Linked DNA regions of Homo sapiens: region 2 is linked to region 1. The links are chromatin loops, found by intact Hi-C in ENCODE. Cell type or tissue: transverse colon. All regions are shown on one strand. Links, peaks and the distances in the headings refer to the core of each region. The heading gives the core; the rest is flanking DNA.

Region 1 (8,000 bases), core at 1-8,000:
CTCACCATGGAGGGTAGAAGAATGTTACAGATAAGGTTGTTTGGTGTTGTAACAAACACACAAGATGGAAAATCTATGTTGCTGCTATTAGCTACTATTGATTGAACACCTTCTTAGTTTCTATGTATATATAGATATATATATAGAGAGAGAGAGAGACAGGGTCTCGCTATGTTGCCTAGACTGGTCTCAAACTCCTGACCTCAAGCAGACTTCCCACCTCAGCATCCCAAAGTGTTGGGATTACAGGTGAGCCACCACACTGGTCCTAAAGACTTACCCTTTTTTTTTTTCTTTTTTTTTTTTTTGAGATGGAGTCCCACTCCGTTGCCCAAGCTGCAGTGCAGTGGCGTGATCTCTGCTCACTGCAGCCTCCGCCTTTTGGGTTCGAGCAATTCTCCTGCCTCAGCCTCCCAAGTAGCTGGGATTACAGGCATCCGCCACCAGGCCCGGCTAATTTTTGTATTTTTAGTAAAGGTGTGGTTTCACCATGTTGGCCAGGCTGCTCTCGAACTCCTGACCTGACCTCAAGTGATCCACCTGCCTCAGCCTCCCAAAATGCTGGGATTACAGGCATGAGCCGCCGCACCCAGCTGAACACTTTCCTCTTTATTGAGCACCTACTGTGTGCCAGGAACTCCTTTAGGTATTTTACTTACTCCATCACTTATTTTACAACATCCTTTCAATGTGGGGATTAAGGCCATAGGTTACCAGGTTACCAAGAAGCCAGATGGGTTCAGATTCAGATCTGCTCATGTACTTTTTGCTACCGCTTCGCAGTGTGGCCTAGGTTCTTTTGGCCTTGCCTATTTTATGGTCTTACTCAGTAATCCTTGTGGCAAATCCCACCCTTTCTTCCCTCCTGTCATTTCCTTTGCCTTGGTGAATCCTTCTCCTTTCCTCTCTCTCTATTCAGTTCCTACCCATTCTTGAAGACCAGTTCACATCTTTTTTTCTTCTAGTGAGTCTTCCTGGCTTATAGGATGCTCTGAATGTCTGTAGAACTCACTCTCTGGTTGTTCATTTGGAAATTAATGACTGTCTTGTGGTATGGTCTGTGTTGTTATGGTTGCGTGCACTTTTTATGTATAATTGTCTTGCTTCCTAACAAGATTCTCAATGTCCTGGAGTCATAGATGCTCAGAACTTTGTGGCTGGAGGTACCTTTGAACCTGGAGTTTCTAGTTCAACTCCTCATTTTACAGATTAGGAAACCAAGGCCCAGAGAGAAACTGAGGGCCTCTTGATTTTGCACTTTGCCACCTCCCCCGACACACCACTTTGCACATAGCTGGTGCACATAGCCCTGGGAGAGGGCTGGCATCTGGAAGATTGACAGTGTCAAGCGCTGTGATCTTGGGCAAGACTGTTCATCTCTCTGGCTCTCCCTTTTCTTCATTTATCCAAATGAGTGCAATAGGTTAGACTGTCTTTAAAGTTCCTTCTACTTCCCCCCTGCGTCTTCTGAGTCTAATGTAGTAGCATAAGATGATATGAGGCCATATAACATAGCAGCTCGTGGTATAACTCCGAGCCCAACCACCTGGCTTATTCATTTAGTAGCTGTGTACATTAAGTAATCCCTCTGTGTCTTTTTTTTTTTTTTTTTTTTTTTGAGACAGAGTCTCGCTCTATCACCCAGGCTGGAGTGCAATGGCACGATCTTAGCTCACTGCAACCTCCACCTCCCGAGTTGAAGCAATTCTCCTATTCAGCCTCCCAAGTAGCTGGATTACAGGTGCCTGCCACCACATCGGCTATTTATTTATTTATTTGTTTATTTCATTTTTTGTAGAAGATGGGGTTTCGCCATGTTGGCCAGGCTGATCTCGAACTCCTGACCTCAGGTGATCCACTGGCCTCGGCCTCCCAAAGTGCTGGGATTACGGGTATGAGCCACTGCGCCCATCCGCCTTTGCGTCTTAATGGCCTCACTGGCAAATGGGAATAATAGTAATATTAGATACCTGATAGGATTTTTGTGGAAATTAAATGAGGTTATTGATGTGAAGTTCTTACCACAGGGCCTGGCACGTGATAAGTGCTCAATAAATGTTGGAAGCTAGTGTTATTCTATGAATAGTCACTAAAGAAAACCAAATGGAAAGTGACAGAACTAGGGCCTGGCACCCCAACAAGCCTGGCACTCTTGCTTGTTGCCCTTGTTTTTGGAGAGTCTCAGCAGTTGCCCTTGAGCCCTACAGTTGTCATCTGTCGTCTTTTGAGGCCTCTCCTCATGGAATCGCTTGTTCCTTATCCCAGGGGGACCAGCAGGTCTCAGGAGGTGATGAAATAGCAGCAGCACCTTCCACCACAGCTTTCTGGGGCCTTACCTGCAGGCAGCAGCGAAGCCTCTCTAGAATGTAAATGGAAAAGCCTGTCCCTGCCTCCTTCCCTTTTAGTCTGTCAGGTGGTTACTGTGCCTCTGACCCACCCGAGGACCTCAGTTGGCTGTGACACAGCAGCCCAGGCGGCTGGAAGAGAAGTCCCTGGCCTGGAGAGTGAAGCTGGAGCTGAGAGTTGCTTGTCAGTTTGATTCCTTCTGTGACACTTCGGGTGGGGGGGAATCTTTTGAAAGAAACCACTTTCTTTATCTTGAAAGAACAAAACCAAAAGAGAATCTCTGATAACCTTTGTTTCCAAAGCACTCAGCAAAGCTGCTGAGAGGAGGGTTTGACCTGGTGACCCAGAGTATTATCTCTGGGGTAAGGGCTGCCCAGCCAAGGGGAGCTTTAGCTGTTTCCCTCCTCTCCCTGGCTTATTGCTGGTGGCTGGACAGTGAGTTGGAGGAGGAGGGGGAGAGGAAGAGAGGAGGAGATGGCTCTGCCAGCTGCCGCTAGAAACAACAACATCTAATCAGTCCATAAACTCCCTCCCCTCCAGACTACAGTGATGTCAAGAGGTGGAGCAGGTGGCACTAGTTCTCCCCTCCCCTTTAGCCCCTGACACCTTTGGGTCTTTGAAGGGGTAAATTATGATCATCAAAAGGAAAATTCTCTATCTTTGGGGGCCCAGGAGCTCCTTTTCCTTCTTGTTAGGGTTGGCTCCACCAAGAGCAATTTTCTGTTTCCTCATTTATCTGTTGGGAAGCTAACTGTGACCTTAGCGTCCCAGCAGATAAATGAGGAAACAGAAAAGTGTTTCCTCACCAAAACAAAAAATCCCTGAGCAAACCCTCCTGCAGAGGGCCCTGTCATTTATTCCACATTGTGTGAGCTCCTCTTACGTGTTAGACCCTGGGAATTACAGTGGCAAACAGATGCAAGCTTTGCCTTCACTGAGCCTGTCACACGGTACCCTTTGGTTCCTGGAAGACCCAGCACCTGAAAAAGCGGTTGGTGGCAGCAGCAACAAGGATCTCCTTCCTGAGCCTGGCCCCTAAGGTTATCCGGGGCAGCTGAAAAACCAGCATTTCCATAGTGCTTTCCATTCAGTTTGCCTAATTTTCATGAGAGGCTGAAGTGCCTTTTGTTTCCCTGATGGTCCCTGTCCTCCCCTGCAGAGTCGGCCTGAGCTAGCCCAGCCGAGTCGGGCAGCCCCTTGTTCTCTGATGCATCTTTGGAGGAATGTCTGTATTCTCAGGACCAGGCCTCTCCCCACTGGGTGGGGGCTGCTTTGTTTACATTCCTGACCTTCTGAAAGCTGCCAGCTTTATCCACAGCTGGCCTTTCCCCTTCAGATGCCAAATGTTCCAAACGACAGGTACAACTCTGAGAGGGCCGTTAAGGTTCATGCCAGAAACATTCACCTAGGAAGCCTGAGGAGAGAGGAAGCCAGTGAAACTAGACTTCATGGAGCTTTTTGAAGCTCGAAGCCCCCATATTTCTTGATTCTTCCCGCAGCGGGAGAAAAAAAGAAAAAACACAAAGTGTGTCTGTGTGGGAGGAGAGTTCCTCCCTGTCCATCTCTTTCTCTATAAAAACAAGAGGCCAACCTGCTCTGAGCATCGTGGGGGCAGGTGCTGGGTAAATACACGAGAAAGGAAAGCCAATAAGATAAGGTCTGACAAATCTAGGTCACCCGGCTGCTGCCAGGTACCTGTGTGACTGGCCACCTTGAAACTGACAGGAGGAGTATGGACTTTTGTTCGAGGCTCAGCCTGGCTGATTTCTCATGTCTTTGTTTATTTATTCAGTAAACATTAATTGAGTGCCATTATGTGCCAGGCCATGTGCTAGGTGTTGCAGGTCCCTGTGTGCCTCTGACAGGCAAAATCTCCTCCTGGATCCCAGGCCTGTAACCAGGGCTAAAAAAAGAAATGACTTCATTCAAAAGCCAGTTGGTTCACTAACTTCCAGAGTAGGGGCAGCCAGTCCCTTGGTAGAAGGGAGGGGCTGTTTGCAGTCTTGATTCCCTGTTTTTTGGGCTAGATCCAAAGGTCTGCAAAACTTTTTCTATAAAGGCCAGATAGTATTTTACGCTTTGCTGGACATAGGGTCTCCACTCAAATCTGCAGCCACAGAGAATATATAAACAAATGAGCATGGATGTTTTCCAGAAAAACTTTATTTGCAAAACAGGTGAAAGGCCCAATTAGGCCCTTGGACTGGTTTACTTAACCCTAGGTAAGATGATTAGAATGACTGTTGTGAAATGGGTGTTGGAGAAATAGGTTTCTGTGATTTCAAGAGGAATCTCAAACCAGCATGGTGGCTTGTATGAAGAGTGTAGGGGTTGAGGCACTGTGCTAATTGACAAGGTCTTAATTGACACCCTGGTGAGAATTCTATTCCATAGGCCAGACTTCAGCCCCAGCCGTCTAGCACCCACAGGTTCCCACCATAGGTTACAAGGTGATCAAGCCAGATAGGGCACATAGTTTCCTACAGTGTCATCACTGTAATGGGAAGACAGTGTGGGGCCCTGCTGAGGAGAGTCTGTGGCACCATTTGAAAAGCCTTGAATGAGGGTCAAGCCACCTCTGCTCCAGACCTGGCTTTGTGCTAAATTTTCAGTGTGGCATTGAGCAAGTCACTTAACCTCCCTCATCACCCTGCATATATTAAATCCTACTGTATGAAGCACTGGGGATACAGAAATGGATACAAATACAGAAATGGATGAAATTCTCTTTTTTTTTTGAGACAGAGTCTCACTCTGTTGCCCAGGCTAGAGTACAGAGGCATGATCACAACTCACTGCAGCCACAACTTCCCAGGCTCAGATGATCTTTTCACCTTAGTCTCCTGAGTAGCTGGGACTACAGACATGCGCCACCATGTCCGGCTAATTTTTCTATTTTTTGTAGAGATGAGGTTTCTCCATATTGCCCAGGGTGGTCTAAAATTCCTGGGCTCAAGTGATCAGCCCGCCTTGGCCTGCCAAAGTGCTGGGATTGCAGGCGTGAACCGTGCACTTGCCTGGAATTCTTGCCCTTAAGTAGCTTATGATCTAATGGGGAAGGCAAATAGATAAACAGTGATAAAATGTAGTGAAACACAGTCATTGTTTCACTGTAAGTGATTGTTCCAGATGTTATGAGGGTAAAGAGCAGGATGAATGTTTACTAAGATGAGTGTTTAGAAGCATTTACTAAGTGGACAAGAAGACGAAGACAAGAGGAGTCCATTCTGAGCAGAGACAGAGAAACATGACACGAGGCCAAGTCCAGGGACCACAGGGAAGACAGATGGGGAGTCTGTGCTTTAGGGAAGCAGGTCAGGGTGGATCATGCAAGGCCTAGAAGGCCAAACTAAGGAGTTTAGACAGAGTTCTGGATGCTGTGAGGAGCTGCTAAAAGGTTTTAAGCAAAGGAGTGATAGGATTTTATTGAGATTGGATGAGAATAAAACATAGCCTATTTTGGAAAATCAACTTCTTTAGCTTCTGTAAACCATGTATCCTTGAGCTTTGTGTGATTATACAATGTTGATGTTGTGGAGTAGTGGGCATTGATAACATGCCATAGCTGTTTAAAAATAGTCAGGCTGGGTCCCTCCTTGGTGGTGCCTTCAGCTAAATAGCAAGCAGGTAGATCACTGGCAAACAGCAGGCAGTCATAACTCTAAGAAGAGGGCCTTTGTTAGTTCATGGAGGTCTGGGGGTTTGCAGGTCCTGGGCCCTCTGTCTCATCTGACACTCCTGGCTTCTTGAGTAAGGCTCCCCAAATCATTGAAAGCGGGCAATTGCAACTCCCTGTTGATGAGTTTTTCTCTAAATTTAAAGAGAGAATTCAGTTGCAGAATTCCAGTGGCTTTGGTGTAGCCATGAGGTTTGGAATACGGCCAAGTGAAGGTGGAAATAAGTAGCTTCTGCAGTCTTTATGTATTTAGAGAATCATTGAAACAGGCATTGGAAAATGGGGATTCTTGGACAGTGATTCCCAAATCTGACAGTACATCAGAATCACCTGAGATACAAAGGCAGATTGCCAGACCCCACCTCACAGATTCCTTTTCTGAGGGTCTGAGAGTGTTGTGGAATCAGGGCCCTGATGGCCGAGGGAAGCAGGTCACCTAGGACACAAGATTTAAGGAGACACTCACTCTCAGAGTTGTACAGTACAGGGTCAGCACCCCACAAACAGTGCCTCCTTAAATTTCATGTTCCAGCCTTCTGGCTCGCCTGACCCTAGTCCCAGACCCACTGGGGATCTGTATTTTAACGAGTATCCCTGTCCCGGTCTGATGTAACCAGTACTAATATTTGGGAGCCACAGCTCTAGGACAAGCGTTCTCAGTACTTGGAAGATACACGTGCTGTCCCTAATGTCCGCTGCCTGCCATCCAGCACTTTACACTTGTAGTAGTTCCCTGGAGGTCCAAAGAGTGGTTTTGACTGACCTTTATTTGAAAAAGGAAACAGCTCTTTGGAGGCCTTCTTTTAATTATCCTAACAATAGCCATCATTTTACTGGGTGTCTACTAAGGGGCAGGCATTGTGCTAGGCATGTTATATGTGAATCATGTCTTTTGCCTCAGACTAATCCAAAGAGAGATGTACTACTGTTGTCTCCATTTTTAGATGAGGAATGTGAGGCTCAGACAGATTGAGTTGACCAAGGAGACCCAGCTAGGAAATGGCAGAACCAGAATTTTTTTCTTTTTTTCTTTTTGAGACGGAGTCTCGCTCTGTCGCCTGGGCTGGAGTGCAGTGGCGCGATCTGGGCTCACTGCAAGCTCTGCCTCCTGGGTTCACGCCATTCTCCAGCCTCAGCCTCAGCCTCCTGAATAGCTGGGACTACAGGCGCCTGCCACCATGCCCGGCTAATTTTTTGTATTTTTTAGTAGAGACGGGGTTTCACTGTGTTAGCCAGGATGGTCTTGATCTCCTGACCTCGTGATCCGCCCGCCTCGGCCTCCCAAAGTGCTGGGATTACAGGTGGGAGCCACTGCGCCCAGCCAGAATTTTTATTTTTATTTTTTAATGATTCTGATTTTTATTATCAGGTCAGAACAAATGAAATAGCAGCAAAACGGTCTGTCATATATTCTGGTTTTCACTGGTCCTCAGGCCAGGCAGGCTAGAATGTAAATTCAGGCCTGATCTCAGGGTCTACCATTAAGTGCTGTATCACACAACCTATTTCTTGCTTTGACTAAACAGAGGAACCCAACACAAGCCCTTCCATTGGTCCTTCTCAGACTGTCTGCCTCGCTTTGAAATCTCCAGGTAACCCCCTGTTCCTGGCGTCTTACACTGGGACCAAACATGGCACCCCAGATTGCTTCGGCTTGTTTCTTTGCTGTTTGTTTCAATAGGGTTTGCTGGCCCATCGAGCCATGGCACACAGAGGAGGGGCACAGGTGGCCCTCAGCAGGGGCAGAGAGTTATCCTTCCTTAAGCTGTTTGCTGATTAACTCCCTTCTCTGCTGAAACCAGACAAGAGGAACTCAAGAGTCAGCAGGGCTCAGAAGCCCCAATTAATGTGTAGTCCAACTGGGTCAGGGGGAGTGACCCTGTGCAGTGGCCCTTTTTTGTTTTTTTGTTTTTGTTTTATTTTCCCCAGGAGCATGTGTGCCCCCACCTTACTAGAGTAGAGTTCCGCACACTGGGAG
Region 2 (10,944 bases), core at 1,271-9,270, 59 kb before region 1:
ATGAACACTTTTTGAAAGAAGACATACATGTGGCCAATAATCGTGTGAAAAAAAGCTTAACATCACTGATCATTAGAGAAATGCAAATCAAAACCACAATGAGATACCATCTTACACCACTCAGAACAGTTATTATTAAAAAGTCAAAAAATAACAGATGCTGGTGAGGTTGCAAAGAAAAAGGAATGCTTATACACTGTTGGTGGGAGTGTAAATTACCTCAACTATTGTGGAAGACAGTGTGGTGATTCCTCAAAGAACTAAAAACAGAAATACCATTTGACCCAGCAATCCCAATACTGGGTATATACCCAGAGGAATATAAATTATTCTATTACAAAGATACATGCATGTGTATGTTCTGCTTTATTTTATTTTATTTTATTTGTTTTGTTTTGTTTTGAGATGGAGTTTTGCCTCTTGTTGCCAAGGCTGGAGTGCAATGGCACAATCTTGGCTCACTGCAGCCTCCACCTCCCAGGTTCAAGCAGTTCTCCTGCCACAGCCTCCTAAGTAGCTGGGATTACTGGCACCTGCCACCATGCCCAGAAAATTTTTATATTTTTAGTACAGACGAGGTTTCACCATGTTGGTCAGGCTGGTCTCTAACTTCTCACCTCAAGTGATCCACTTGCCTCGGCCTCCCAAAGTGCTGGGATTACAGGCGTGAGCCACTGCACCCGATCTGCATATGTATGTTTATAGCAGCACTATTCACAATAGCCAAGACATGGAATCAACCTAAATGCCCATCAGTGATAGACTGGATAAAGAAAATGTGGCTCCAGTGGCTGAGGCGGGAGGATCCCTTGAGCCACATATACACAATGGAATACTATGCAGCCATAAAAAAGAATGAGATCTTGTCTTTTACAGGAACATGGATGGAGTGGGAGGCCATTATCCTTAGCAAACTAACGCAGAAACAAAAAACCGAATACCACATGTTCTCACTTATAAGTGGGAGCTAAATGATGATAACACATGGACACATAGAGGAGAACAACAAACACTGGAGCCTTTCAGAGGGTGGGGGGGTGGGAGGAGGGAGATGATCAGGAAAAATAACTAATGGGTACTGGGCTTAATACCTGGGTGACAAAATAATCTATACAACAAACTCCCATGACACAAGTTTACCTATATAACAAACCTGCACATGTACCCCTGAACTTAAAATAAAACTTAAATAGAAAAAGAAATAATGTCTATTGAATACCTACTATGTATTTGGCATTTAACAGGTTTTTCTTATTTAATCCTCATAACAGGTAGTTAGATAGGTATTATTGGCCTCATTATTTTATTATAGGTCAATAAAGTGAGGCTCAAAGGGCTATAAAATGTATTCACAGATGACAGATGAGTGGAAGACCTGGAATTCCTACCCAGATCTGACTTCAAGGACAAGATTATCTTCCTGTGATAATAATTGCCTCCTCTGAACATTTGCAGTTATTACTGTCTGTGCTGTTCATCATTGCGATGTGGGGTTTTGTTTTTGTTTTCGAGACGGAGTCTTGCTCTGTCACCCAGGCTGGAGTGCAGTGGCACAATCTCAGCTCATTGCAACCTCTACTCCCTGGGTTCAAGCGATTCTCCTGCCTCAGCCTCCCAAGTAGCTGGGATTACAGGCACCTGCCACAACACCTGGCTAATTTTGTATTTTTAGTAGAGTTGGGGTTTCACTCTGTTGGCCAGGCTGGTCTCAAACTCCTGACATCAAGTGATCCACCTGCCTCAACCTCCCAAATTCTGGGATTACAGGTGTGAACCATCGTGCCTGGCCCATCCCAATGTATTTTATTACTTTATGACTTATTTGAACCTTCCTTCAGGCTAAGGTTCAAATGGCAGATTAAGCTCTCAGGCATGCAGTGCCTTTCACAATCTGACTCCCATCACCTTTCCAGCCTCTTCTCTTCCCACTCCAAGCCATCCTTGGTGTCACAGCAATGAAACAAATTCCGATTAGAACTCCTGCTTCAAAACCTTTGCTCATTCTGTTATTTTTGTGATAAAGTTCAAACTCCTTAACATGTTACCTACCTTTCCTAACGACCTACCTTTCCAGAATCCACCCCCATTCCAAATACCCTGAACTTCAGCTGCATCAAACAAACGCACCATTCTCTGTGCTATTCAACACCTCCCAATCAATCCCCATGTGTTCTACCTCAGCCCTCAGAAAGAAATGTCCCAACTTCCCCTATCTCTACACAAGTTCTTTCTGCTCCATAGAATGCACTTTCCCCTTTGCTTGGTGAAAATTTTTTTTTAAACTTTGTATTGTGTACCAAATATCACATTATTGGTGGAGCCTTACCAACCTTCCTTATGGCATTTTATTGTCCTGATTTGTAACTTTTTTGTTTGTTTGTTTGAGACACAGTCTGGCTCTGTCACCCAGGCTGGAGTGCAGTGGTGCTATCTTGGCTCACTGCAACCTCCACCCGCTGGGTTCAAGGGATTCTCCTGCCTTAGCCTCCCTAGTAGCTGGGATTACAGGCATGCGCCACCACGCCCAGCTAATTTTTGTATTTTTAGGAGAGACAAGGTTTCACCATGTTGGCCAGGCTGGTCTTGAATTCCCGATCTCAAGTGATCCGCCCTCCTCGACCTCCCAAAGTGCTGAGATTACAGGTGTGAGAAACCGCACCTGGCCAGATTTGTAATATTTTTGACCATCTACTTTTTCCTTTTTTTTTTTTTTTTGAGATGGAGTTTCACTCTTGTTGCCCAGGCTGGAGTGCAATGGCGCACTCTCGGCTCACCACAACCTCCGCTTCCCGGGTTCAAGCAATTCTCCTGCCTAAGCCTCCCGAGTAGCTGGGATTACAGGCATGCACCACTACGCCCGGCTAATTTATTGTATTTTTAGTAGAGACAGGGTTTCTCCATGTTGGTTGGGCTGGTCTCGAACTTCCGACCTCAGGTGATCTGCCCGCCTTGGCCTCCCAAAGTGCTGGGATTATAAGCGTGAGCCACTGCGCCCAGCCTTATTTTTCCAAGAGTCCATCAGCTCCCCAAGGATAAAGAAATGGACACATTCATTCAGGTGTCATTAGAACCTGGCATACAACATATGCGCAATAGATGTCATGATGAGTGAATTAATTAACAATTCTTCTTTGAGTCTAGTATACCCCTCATTTTTAACATTAATTTGTAACCCAAAGGCCTCATAATAACCAGTGAAAATTTCATAAGAAAACTTTTCTCTGCACTCTTTCTACCAAGGCAACAAAAAGAAAAATATCACACACAAAGAAATACTTGAGGCTGGGCACCATGGCTTATGTCTGTAATCATAGCACTTTGAGAGGCCAAGGCAGGAGGATTGCAAGAGCCTGGCAGTTGCAGACCAGCCTGATCAACGTAGGGAAACTTTGTCTCTACAAATAATTAAAAAATTAGCCGGGAGTGGTGGTGTGCCCCTGTAGTCCCAGATACTTAGGAGGCAGAGACAGGAGGGTTGCCTGAGCACGGGAGGCTGCCATGAGACATCATCATGCCATTATATTCCAGCCCCAGCAACAGAGCAAGATCCCGTCTCAAATAAAGAAAGAAAGAAAAATACTTGAGTAAGTGGAAAAATAAACCATATTTTTGAAGGAGAATCTGGTTAGAATAAAGATATTATCAAAGTAATTGCTCATGTAGATTCCATCAAATTCTCAAAGAGAATTTTTTTAGGGGTTCATTTTTGTTTTCATTTGGGCCTTGCAAGATGATTTTAAAGTTTATCTGGGTGTTCATTGTACAATTCTTTCAACTTTTCTATATTTGACTTTGTTTTTTTTTGGAGGTGGAGTCTTGCTCTGTCACCCAGGCTGGAGTGCAGCAGCTCGATCTCGGGTCACTGCAACCTCCACCTCCTGGGTTCAAGCGATTCTCCTGCCTCAGCCTCCCAAGCAGCTGGGATTATAGGCGCTTGCCACCACTCCCAGCTAATTTTTGTATTTTTTGTTTGTTTGTTTGTTTTTTTGAGATGGAGTCTCGCTCTGTCACCCAGGCTAGAGTGCAGTAGCATGATCTCGGCTGACTGCAACCTCCACCTCCCAGGTTCAAGCGATTCTCCTGCCTCAGCCTCCTGAGTAGCTGGGACTAACAGGCGCCTACCACCGCGCCCGGCTAATTTTTGTATTTTTTTTTTTAGTAGAGATGGGGTTTCACTATCTTGGCCAGGCTGGTCTCGAACTCCTGACCTTGTGATCCATGTGCCTCAGCCTCCCAAAGTGCTGGGATTACAGGCTTGAGCCACTGCACCCGGCCAATTTTTGTATTTTTGATAGAGATGGGGTTTCACCATGTTGGTCAGGCTGGTCTTGAACTCCTGACTTCAGGTGATCCGCCCACCTCGGCCTCCCAAAATGCTGGGATTACAGGCGTGAGCCACTACGTCCCACCCAAATTCCAGATTTTAAATAATTATATGTAAAAAATGAAATTAAAAAAAATTAGAAGGAAACGTGTAGGTATTTAATTCTAAAAAGGGATAACTTTCTAAGTACAAATGGAAAAAGAAATAATAAATTTCAGGATTTTTGCAAAAAAAATTTAACTTCAATTTATCAGTAAGAATTGAAAGTTAAGGCTGGGAGCGGTGGCTCACGCCTGTTATCCCAGCACTTTGGGAGGCCGAGGCAGGCGGATCACGAGGTCAGGAGTCTGAGATCAGCCTGACCAACATGGTGAAACCCCGTCTCTACTAAAAATACAAAAATTAGCTGGGCGTGGTCGTGGGCGCCTATAATCCCAGCTATTCCGGAGGCTGAGGCAGGAGAATCGCTTGTACCCGGGAGGCGGAGGTTGCAGTGAGCAAAGATGGCGCCACTGTACTCCAGCCTGGGCGACAGAGCAAGACTCTTGTCTCAAAAAAAAAAAAAAGAAAAAAAGAAAAAACAAAGTTAAAAAGAAAAAGAAAAAAAACTTGGAAATAGGACACATGACACATGAATATACTATTCCTTTATATCAACCTTTACAAATCAGAATAACACCGTAGGCAGGCCACGGTGGCTCACACTTGTATGCCAGCACTTTGGGAGGCCGAGTGGGTGGATCACTTGACGTCAGGAATTCGAGACCAGCCGGGCCAACATGGCAAAACCCCATCTCTACTAAAAATACAAAAATTAGCCAGGCATGGTGGCGGGCACCTGTAATCCCAGCTACTTTGGGAGGCTGAGGCAGGAGAATCGCTGGAACCTGGGAGGCAGATGTTGCAGTGAGCCAAGATCACACCACTGCACTCAAACCTGGGCAACGTAAGCAAAACCTCGTCAAAAAAAAAAAAAAAAAAAGAGAGAAGAAATACATATATACATATATATATGTATATATATATGTATATATATGGAGACACTAGGAACACGAAAAATATTTCAAATATTCAATTCAGTGAAAAAAAGCAGAATATAAGTGGTTATATTTATTAATTGCAACAACATAGAAATATGCGTATATAGGAAGTCAGGTGCAACTGAAAATAGTTGTGGATTGTAGTTGTAATAGGACTGGAGGTGGTTTTTTTCTCCCTCTCAAAATTGTTTGTAGTTTTTAAAAATTATCATTAAGAAAATTATGGGCTAAAAAAATGGGCTGAGTGGGGTGGCTCACTACTGTAATTCCAGCATTTTGGGAGGCTGGGTAGGAGGATCACTTGAGGCTAAGAGTTTGAAACCAGCCTTGGCAACATAGAGAGATCCCCATCTCTACAGAAAAACCAACTTTTAAAAATTAGCATGGCCTGGCCGGGCGCGGTGGCTTACGCCTGTAATCCCAGCACTTTGGGAGTCCGAGGCGGGCGGATCACAAGGTCAGTAGATCGAGACCACGGTGAAACCCCGTCTCTACTAAAAATACAAAAAGTTAGCCGGGCTTAGTGGCGGGCGCCTGTAGTCCCAGCTACTCGGGAGGCTGAGGGAGGAGAATGGCATGAACCCGGGAGGCGGAGCTTGCAGTGAGCCGAGATTGCGCCACTGCATTCCAGCCTGGGCGACAGAGCGAGACTCTGTCTCAAAAAAAAAAAAAGAAAAAGAAAAAAATTAGCGGGGCCGGGCACGGTGGCTCACACGTGTGATCCCAGCACTTTGGGAGTCTGAAGCGGGCGGATCACAAGGTCAGGAGATCGAGACCATCCTGGCTAACACGGTGAAACCCTGTCTCTAATAAAAATACAAAAAAATTAGGGGGGCGTGGTGGCGGGCACGTGTAGTCCCAGCTACTTGGGAGGCTGAGGCAGGAGAATGGCGTGAAACCGGGAGGAGGAGACTGCAGTGAGCCCAGATCACGCCACTGTACTCCAGCCTGGGCGACAGAGTGAGACCCTGTCTCAAAAAAAAATAAAAATAAAAATAAATTAGCAGCCGGTGCAGTGCCTCACACTTGTAATCCCAGCACTTTGGGAGGCTGAGGTGGGCGGATCGTTTGAGGCCAGGAGTTCAAGACTAGCCTAGCCAACATGGTAGAGCCCCGTCTCTACTCAAAATACGAAAAAATTAGCTGGGTGTGGTGGCAGGCGCCTGTAATCCTAGTTACTCAGGAGGCTGAGGCAGGAGAATTGCTTGAACCTGGGAGGCGGAGGTTGCAGTGAGCAGACATTGCACCATTGCACTCCAGCCTAGGCAACAAGAGTGAAACTCCAGGCCTGGCATGATGGCTCACGCCTGTAATCCCAGCACTTTGGGAGGCCGAGGTGGGCAGATCACCTGAGGTCAGGAGTTCGAGACCAGCTTGGCCAATATGGAGAAATCCCGTCTCTACTAGAAGTACAAAATTAGCCGGGTGTGGTGGCGCATGCCTGTAATCCCAGCTACTCGGGAAGCTGAGGCAGGAGAATCGCTTGAACCCGGAAAGTGGAGGTTGCAGTGAGCCGAGATTGCGCCATTGCACTCCAGTCTGAGCAACGAGAGCGAAACTCCGTCTCAAACAAAAAAACAAACAAACAAACAAAAACAGCCAAACTCTACCTCAAAAATAAAATAAAATTAAAAAAAAAATTAGCCATGTGTGATGGCAAGTGCCCGTAGCCCCTAGCAACTTGGTAGGCTGAGGAGAGAGGATTCCTTGAGCCTGGAAGTTCAAGGCTGCTATGAACTATGATCATACTACTGCACTCCAGCCCTGTCGACAAAGTGAGGCCCTGACTCAAAAATAAATTGGCCAGCAGTTGCTCATGCCTGTAATCACAGCACTTTGGGAGGCCGAGGCAGGCAGATCACTTGGGTCCAGGAGTTCAAGACCAGCCTGGGCAACATAAGGAGACCCAGTCTCTACAAGAAATAGAAAAATTAGCCCAGCTTGGTGGTGCACACCTGTAGGCCCAGTTACTCAGGAGGCTGAGGTGGGAGGATCGCTTGAGCCTGGGAGATGAAGGCTGCAGTGAGCTATGATGGTGCCACTGCGCTCCAGCCTGGGCAACAGAGGAAGACTCTGTCTCAGGAGAGGCGCCACCTTTACAAATTTATGACCTGCTTTTAGACAAATACGGGGATGGCAGAGAGTTTTCCTTGTATTTGCTTCTTCTCAATTGTCTTCAGCTCAACATAGTTAATATGCTGAAATGGCATATTTTGGTGTGACATATTCTGCTACCCTTCCAGCTGTATTTTTTTTTTTAAGAATTCATCCTTCACAAAATAAGGTCTTTTCCTCCTTCACATTATAATGTATCCCTTTGAACATTATCTGTAACTTTTATAAAGCTGTTAATCACAGAGTTTCTAAACCTCAGCACTATTGACATTTTGGCTCAGATAATTTTTTGTTGTTTGTGTCTTAATCACTGTATGTTTAGCAGGATCTCCGTCTCCACTTGCTAGGTGCCAATAACATCGCTTTCCAAAAGTTGTGGCAACCAAAAATTTCTCCCCATATTGTCAAATGCTCCCTGGGGCTGGCGGGCAAAATTGCCCTTGATTGAGAACCACTGCGTTAAAGGAAAGTCAATGGCATAAAATGAGAGCGTGTAGCTGGCTAGTTATGCCCTTATTTTACCACGAGAGGTCTCCCTAGACCCCATTATAGTTCTAATCTGGACAATACAGGGCTAAGGGCGCCACCAAATAGATTGTTATGACTTGGTGGATGGTGACAGTAGGTTTACACACTAAAGCAGTTGATCAATCTCCCATGCAGAAGAATTCCAAATAAATTATGTAACTACTCTACTGCAAAGGAGGGGACTATAACTCCTCACTCCTTAAGTGTAAGCTCTGCATGGTGACTTCTGTCCAAAGAGTATGACAAGGACTGGGAGGAGTCACTACAGTGGGGGAACCTGACAATCAGCCAGGTGATCCAGGAGAACATCAACACTGATAAATCATATTGATAGTATGTACCCTTGATATGATGTCATGAAAATGGCACTTTACCTCTGTGTCATCCCCCCAAAACACACATGACCCCAGTCTAGTCATGAGAAAAGCATCAGACAAATCTTAATAGAGGGGTGGCCTGCAATATACCTGATGAGAACTTCTCAACACTGTCAAGACCATCAAAACTGGCTGGGCGCAGTGGCTCACGCCTGTAATCCCAGCACTGTGGGAGGCCGAGGCAGATGGATCACCTGAGGTCAGGCATTCAAGACCAGCCTGGCCAACACAGTGAAACCCAATCTTTACTAAAAATACAAAAATTAGCTGGGTGTGGCAGCGAGTGCCTGTGGTCCCAGCTACTCAAGAGGTTGAGGCAGGAGAATCGCTTGAACCCAGGAAGCGGAGGTTGCCTTGAGCTGAGATCATGCGACTGCACTCCAGCCTGGGCGACAGAGCGAGCCTCTGTCTCGGAAAAAAAAAAAAAAAAGAAAAAAGAAAACAGCATCAAAACCAAGGAATGTCTGAGAAACTATGACAACCAAGAGAAGCCCAAGGAGACATGGCAACTAAATGTAAAGTCGTCTCCTGGCTGGGATACTGGAGCAGAAAAAAGGACATCAGGTAAAAACTAAAGAAATCTGCATAATTATAGCAAATGTGCTACACTAATATGCAATATTAATAATACAGGAAACTATGTCAAGGGCAGGGTTATATGAGGACTCTATATGCTGTTCAGCTTTTCAGTAAATCTAAAACCACTCTAAAATTTGTCTATTAATTTTAATTTAATTTTATTTTATTTTGAGACAGATTCTCACTCTGTCACCCAGGCTGGCATGATCTCGGCTCACTGCAACCTCTGCCTCCTGGGTTCAAGCAATTCTCCTGCCTCGGCCTCCTGAGCAGCTAGGATTACAAGTGCCCGCCACCACGCCCGGCTAATTTTTGTATTTTTAGTAGAGATGGGGTTTCACCATGTTGGCCAGGCTGGTTTTGAACTCATGACCTCAGGTGATCTGCCCGCCTCGGCCTCCCAAATTGCTGGGATTACATGCATGAGCCACTGCGCCTGGCCTAAAATGGTCTATTAATTTTAAAAAGCATCTGATCAAGTACTGCCTTGGCAAAATAAGCAAAGAAGCCTTTAAAATGATGAATTTCCTAGAATTCTGTTTTTTTTTTTTTTTGACTTAGTTCTCATTACATCACCCAGGCTCGAGTGCAGTGGCATGATCATAGCTCACTGTAGCCTTGCATTCCTGGGCTCAAGTGATTCTCCCACCTCAGCCTCCCAAATAGCTGGGACTATAGATGTGTGCCACCACGCTTAGCTAATTTTCTTATTTTTATTTTTTGTAGAGATAGGATCTTGCTGTTGCCCAGTCTGGCTTCAAGGGATCCTCCCATCTTGGCGGCCCAAAGTGTTGGGATTACAAGTGTGAACCACCACGCCCGGCCTTAGAATCTTATTGCTGATCTCAAGGGAATAATTTGGTGACTGTCATGTGAAATGCCACCTTCACAAACAAATCCATCTTCTCACTTTATGCAGCAGTATCAGTTAAGAAAAACGAAGATTGACACCAAAGAAAAAAAACTTTGAATAGAATAAAGAAGTCCAACTATTTTTTTTTTTTTTTGAGATGGAATTTCACTCTTCTTGCCCAGGCTGGAGTGCAATGGTGCGATCTCAGCTCACTGAAACCTCTGCCTCCAGGTTCAAGCAATTCTCCTGCCTCAGCCTCCTGAGTAGCTGGGATTACAGGCATGTGCCACCATGCCTGGCTAATTTTGTATTTTTAGTAGAGATGGGGTTTCTCCATGTTGGTCAAGCTAGTCTCGAACTCCCAACCTTGGGCGATCCACCCACGTCAGCCTCCCAAAGTGCTGGGATTACAGGCGTGAGCCACCACACCTGGCTTTTTTTTTTTTTTTTTAGATGAAGTCTTGCTCTGTTGCCCAGGCTGGCGTGCAATGGCTCCATCTTGGCTCACTGCAACCTCCACCTCCTGTGTTCAAGCGATTCTTCTGCCTCAGCCTCCCGAGTAACTGGGATTACAGACACACACCACCACACCTAGCTAAGTTTTGTATTTTTAGTAGGGATGGGGTTTCACCATGTTGGCTAGGCTGGTTTTGAACTCCTGACCTTAAGTGATCTGCCCACCTCGGCCTCCCAAAGTGCTGGGATTACAGGCGTGAGCCACCATGCCTGGCCCAACTACTTTAAATAATTCTTTCTATTCTAACAGGTGTGTAAAAGTGGCATGATCATGTGAGGTGAATAAGAACTATTGTATCTCATTGCTATCCCTTCGAAGTTGATACTATATCCCAGTACCATATTCAGATGAGGAAAATTGAGTCTTGAAGAGATTATGAATCTGCCCAAGATCACAGAGCTAGCAAGTGACGAAACTAAAATTCAAACCCAGGTTTTTTTTGTTTTTTTTTTTTTTTTGAGACAGAGTCTTGCTCTGTTGCTCAGGCTAGAGTGCAGTGGTGCGATCTTGACTGAAACCTCTGCCTCCTGGGTTCGAGCGATTCTCCTGTCTCAGCCTCTTGAGCAGCTGGGATTACAGGCGCCGGCCACCACACCCACCTAATTTTTGTA

Evidence for each region. Peaks named below come from ENCODE experiments on the same cell type or tissue, not always from the same donor. Only the 100,000 strongest peaks of a DNase experiment are listed, where the experiment ranks them.
Region 2: a loop joins it to region 1, with 16 times the contacts of the local background. A loop is called at or near these places in 2 of 110 quality-filtered maps.

What each region holds. Positions count from the first base shown.
Region 1 is chr17:59,363,018-59,371,017 of GRCh38, forward strand. All of the region lies in intron 2 of YPEL2 (yippee like 2), which reads left to right. It overlaps MIR4729 (microRNA 4729), which reads left to right and starts at 3,066; the gene lies at 3,066-3,137. RefSeq lists enhancers at 2,635-3,404, 3,405-4,174, 6,625-7,126, 7,127-7,626 and a silencer at 4,731-5,025. In transverse colon, for the core only: no CTCF peak of the experiment used is centred there; a DNase peak (open chromatin) is centred at 4,024; H3K4me3 peaks cover 1,197 bases; H3K27ac peaks cover 7,920 bases.
Region 2 is chr17:59,303,153-59,314,096 of GRCh38, forward strand. No RefSeq gene overlaps it. Among named protein-coding and RNA genes, the nearest start is that of YPEL2, 23 kb to the right of the region's middle. RefSeq lists a silencer at 7,836-8,130 and an enhancer at 8,113-8,182. In transverse colon, for the core only: a CTCF peak has its summit at 8,026 (motif pointing right); no DNase peak of the experiment used is centred there.